2 separate regions of the Mus musculus genome follow, and region 1 is linked to region 2. The links are chromatin loops, found by intact Hi-C in ENCODE. Cell type or tissue: gastrocnemius. All regions are shown on one strand.

Region 1 (2,500 bases), 62 kb after region 2:
CCCGACTGCTCTTCCGAAGGTCCGGAGTTCAAATCCCAGCAACCACATGGTGGCTCACAACCATCCGTAATGAGATCTGACTCCCTCTTCTGGAGTGTCTGAAGACAGCTACAGTGTACTTACATATAATAAATAAATCTTAAAAAAAAAAAAAAAAACTACTACGTTAGCTGGCCATAGTAGTACATACCTTTGATCCCAGCACAGAGGAGGCAGAGAAAGACAGATCTCTGAGTTAAAGAGCAACCTGTTCAAAACACTAAAGGGCATTCCTGGACAGCCGGGACTACACAAAGAAAGGAGTAGGAGAAGAAAAAAAGAAATCAAATACTGCCTTGTTTGCAAGAAATCAGCATGCCAGCCTCTGCCTTTTTTTCTATGCTGAAATCCTTTTTTTGCAGAAGGCATATTAAAAACGGTTTCTCTTATTTGGACGTACAGAAAAAGTCCCAGAAAAACCAGAGATAAAAAGAGAAATCTTGTTTCATAAAACCAAAACTGGCCGGTCCTGGTGGCACAGGCCTTCAATCCGACCACTCAGGAGGCCGGTAGATCTCTATGAGTTCGAGTCTGGCTTGGTCTAAATAAGCAAGTCCAGAACAGGCAGAGCTCTGTTACACAGAGAAACGGTCTAGAAAAACCCAAACAAAACAAGTCAAATCCCTGCATCTCTTTCACCAGACTCTTTATTAGAGAGAGGGGATTATTTCTCACAATACCGAGTACCAGGCCAGCCTGGGCTACAGCGATACCTCAAAAATCTGAAAGTCACACATGGTGGCATACAATGGCGTACACGCCATTTCAGGATGACCAGGATTTTAAGGGTAACCTAGGCTCCATGGCGAGCTGGAATCCAGCCTGAGTACATATGACCTTGTCTTTTTGTTTACTTTTCGAGATAGGGTTTCCTTGTGTAACACTGGATTGATAAATAATACATTTAATTGCCCACTTCCGGATTGCTTAAAAGCCATGTTTGGGACACAGCGCGTGCGCGTATCTAGTGCTGCGATTGCTCATCCTTTTGGCGTTCACGTTAGGGCTTCTACAATTTGGTCCTCCCGCCTCCTCGCGGTGAGTACGCGCAGGCTCCTAGGCGCCAGGACAGGGGGCGCTCGTGGACGCTCTATGATGACGTAAGCGCTAGGGCGCCCTCCCGGAAGCGCGAGCCAGGCCGCCAGATGTGCAGGTGCCGAGGCTGGAGCCGCCGGGGCCGGGCAGGGCGGGAACTCGGGGCGTCAGGAGGCCACGGAGGGGAGGGAGGGCCCATCCTAGCTCGGGGACACAGCCTCAGTTTTCCCGGATTCGCAGCGATAGCGCGGGCCAATCTAGATGGAAACCCTAGTTGTGTGACCTGGAGCCCTGAGCGGCTTGGGGTGCGCGTGTACCTCAGTTTCCCCGCTCAAAGGGGCGGGGACCCCGTGTTTGTTTGAGTCACGCCTTATCTGGTTTGGTTCTTTTGTTGTTGTTGTTTCTCCTTCAGAGTTTGGCCGGAAGAGTTGAAGTCCGTTTAGAGGACTCGGGCCGGACGGCTCCTTGTGCTCCTACTGTGACCTTGAGGCTCAGAGCCATTCCAGTCAGCCTGACATTCCTGGGGGAGAGTTAGTGTTTCTTTAGATGATAGCTCAAATTAGCCTCCAGTTCCTGGTAATCATCCTGCCTCGGCCACCCAACTATAAAGAGAGTCATTAAAATTTTGAGATAGCAGCCCAGACTGGGGCCTCTGTCTCCTTGAAATGCATCTTCCTCAGTCTCTAAAGTACTGGGATGACAAGCGTGAGTTACCTCATCTGCTTGTGTTGAGTCTTGTTTTGGATTAGGGTCTCATTTGTTCCAGGCTAGTCTGTAACTCACAAAGCAAAAGTGACCTGAAACTTCTGCTCTTACTGTCTTCTCTAGCACTGTGCACGGGCAGGGCATTCACCACACCTGACTCTTATTTGTTTATTTCACGTATGTGCATACATAAACTGTCGCTGTCTTCAGACAAAGCAGAAGTGGGCACTGGATTCCCATTACAGATGGTTGTGAGCCACCATGTGATTGCTGGGAGTTGAACTCAGGACCTCTGGAAGAGCAGTCAGTGCTCTTGACCGTTGAGTCATCTCTCCAGCACGTATTTATTTAGACAGTCTTATGTGTCTCAATCTCGTCTCCCACTCATTATGTAGCGCAAATTAACTTTAAACTTACAACAGTCTTCTAGTCACCTGAGTGCCAGGATGGCAAACATGAGCTGTCACACCAGGCTTCTGTTTTAAAATAGGGTTTCATGCATCTTAGGGTGGCCCAAAACTCAGTATGTACAGCCCAAACTGACCTTAAGCCCTGAAGGACCCAGGGCTTCTGCATGCTTCCAGTTCAGTCCCAGACCAGGACTGATACCTGATCTAGAACAAAATCTCTGGAATTAAAATTCTGCATGAGAGATGCTAGCTGTTAACCTAGTTGTTGACTATGCCCTTTAATCACAAGTTACTTTTCTTCTACTTTTTTT
Region 2 (2,500 bases):
TTGGTCATGGCATCTGTTCACAGCAGTAACATCCTAACTAAGATAGGTGTCAAGAGATTAGGACTAAAGGGCATAGCAAGCACAGGGTTGCGACACCAGATCCATGCTCTCACTATACTATGGACAGAGGATTGTTCTCAAGGCCTTCTGATCACAGGGTACCTCACGCGTCCTGCTGTGTGAGGAGCCACAGAGATAGATGTCTCATTTCTCAGTGTCCTCCGGTCCCAGAAACCTTTGCTCCCTGGGCTCAGTGTACCTACCTGTGCCTTGGCCTGGATATATCCCTGCATACAGCTGTTCTCTTTACTCTCCCTCTGCCTCTCTGGCTCAGGGCATCTCAGTACTCCCTGAAAGCGCTGCATTCCATGTTACCTATCTGAGTGTTTCAGCTCCTAGCCCCAAGCACTGAGTAGTAGGCTGGTGGCCTGCCATGGTGGCCCCAAGTCCTGACCCCAGTAGTGGTCTCACATCCCACATATTAGAGGAAACAACCAAGTGGCACTCACCTGGGGCATCTGGCGGTAGTGCAGGGGCAGTAGGTGCATCAGGCTGTGGGGCGGGGGGCCTTTCTTCAGGGGGCCGCTCCTTGTCTTTGTGCTTCTTGGACTTCTTCTTGGGTCGGCTGTGGGTGTGTGAGGAGCTAGTAGGTTGCTCAGCCTGAGGAAAGTCCGTCAGCAGGGGAAGACCAAGATGGGGTGCTGGAGCTGGGGTGGCTTCCTGGTGCTTGTAGTCCTGGGTACTGTGACCTAGGTCATTACTGACATCAGCTAGGGGGTCGTGGGTCCTTGGGGGCTCCAGCCGTGGGGGCAGATGGCTAGAGCTGAGGGTGTCTGATGGGGTGGGTCCTGGAGCAGGCAGCAGTGTCTCATGGCCATTGGGGGCACCCAGTTTGCCATTGAGGGTGGGTTGTGCTCGCTGTGTGAAATGTGAGATCCGGGGCTTCTTGCTGGCCAGGGGGTCAATGAAGTCTGTAGGCCGTTTCTGAAAAGCCATGGGGACTAGGCTGAGCAGAGAAGTATGTGGGAACTAGTAGCCACCTGCAGGGCCTGCTGTGGCCACACAGGGGCGCCGGCACACAGCTGGCCACACATACAAGAGAAGCAGCACCCAGACAGAGAAGAAAAGAAGGCCCTGACTGGGCAGTGAAGGTGCCTGAGGCACACGCCTCAGAAAGACACTCCCAGCCCCAAAGACAGCAAGTCCCCCCAAAGAGCGTGGCTCAGGCAGTGGACACTGGTTACAAAGGGCTGTGGTGTACCAGTGAGGACCCCACACTCAACCACCCCCCCAGGCAAGTACCTGAGAGGGTGAGGCAGAGCGTCCATGCTCTCGGGGCGGGCTGGAGTCTGTAGTGGCATTCTGTGGCTGACACAGCTTCCTGCAGAGGAGTGGTAGAGGCACTATGGTGGCACTGCCACTGTGCCCCGGGACTATGTCTGCACAGAGAGGGCCAGGTTCTCAGAACCCAAGCTGTGTTGTACACAGGGCAGCTGCTAAGCAGAGCCCATGTGGTGCTCAGAGAGGACTCCCACTCTGCCATGCTGAGGCGCAGGCAGCTAGTGCCTGGGCTTGCCAATGAGAGGGAGAATTGCAGGTCAAATATGAACACATACCTTGCCTACAGCACATCAGGACTCCACCAGCACAAGGCCATTCTGTGTGTCAGTGGTGACCTTGTGTGTGGTCCCTTCCTCCCACCCTGATCTGGCCCCGAGTACCCAATGGCTCATCACTCATAACGGGTCACGGCATCAGTGGTGGTAACTAGCCCAGGCATGCTGGCCCTGTACACCCGTGCTTGTGGAGCAGTGACAGGCCTTATGTGGACACCTCCAGCACTTGGGTATAGGTGACCCTGACAATGGGCACACACTTGTCAGCCCAGCACTACTGGAAGGTGGAGACAGAAGATGGGCAGGAGTTAAGGCCTGTACTGTCTCTGTAAGACAAGACACTGACCCAAAAAAAAAAAAAGAAGCCAGGCATGGTGACACACACCTTTAATCCTAGTACTCAGGAGGCAGAGGCAGGCTGATCTCTGAGTTAGAGGCTAGCCTGGTTAACAAAATGAGTTCTAGGACAGCCAGGGCTACACAGAGAAACCCTATCAGGGACTGTCAGGGAAAAAGAAAGAGAAAAGCAAGTAAGCTGGCTGTAGTGCCCAGGAGCCTGTGCCAGGCAGCGAGCGCCTAGGCTCTTGCCATCATGTGCCCTCTCCACCTCCAAGCACGTGGAACCCCCAGGCTCTGGCCTAGGCACAGGTTGGAGATGAGCCCAGAACTCGGTGGTGCCAACTGAACTTGAGGAATCACTAGCAATCTCGGCGAGCAGCTCTGCTCACAGCACCAGCACCCAGGGGGAGTGGGCAATTACTGTGCTGCTCCCTTGGAGTCTACCTCACACTCTGTGGACACCAGAGGCTCGTGGGAAGCCATGGGGACATGGACAGGACACCCTGGCACAGAGGAGATGCACAGTTGGCTGGGGACAGCCATAA

Evidence for each region. Peaks named below come from ENCODE experiments on the same cell type or tissue, not always from the same donor. Only the 100,000 strongest peaks of a DNase experiment are listed, where the experiment ranks them.
Region 1: a loop joins it to region 2, with 2.5 times the contacts of the local background. A loop is called at or near these places in 3 of 42 quality-filtered maps.

What each region holds. Positions count from the first base shown.
Region 1 is chr8:70,521,755-70,524,254 of GRCm38, reverse strand. Kxd1 (KxDL motif containing 1) reads left to right here and starts at 1,075. Exons shown (of 5, transcript NM_029366.2): 1 at 1,075-1,192. In gastrocnemius, a CTCF peak has its summit at 1,101; a DNase peak (open chromatin) is centred at 1,107; H3K4me3 peaks cover 1,690 bases; H3K27ac peaks cover 1,911 bases.
Region 2 is chr8:70,584,038-70,586,537 of GRCm38, reverse strand. It overlaps Ell (elongation factor RNA polymerase II), which reads right to left. Exons shown (of 12, transcript NM_007924.2): 7 at 1,303-1,381; 8 at 510-984. Among named protein-coding and RNA genes, the nearest start is that of Isyna1, 9.2 kb to the left of the region's middle. In gastrocnemius, a CTCF peak has its summit at 1,061; DNase peaks (open chromatin) are centred at 1,030 and 2,293; H3K27ac peaks cover 1,645 bases.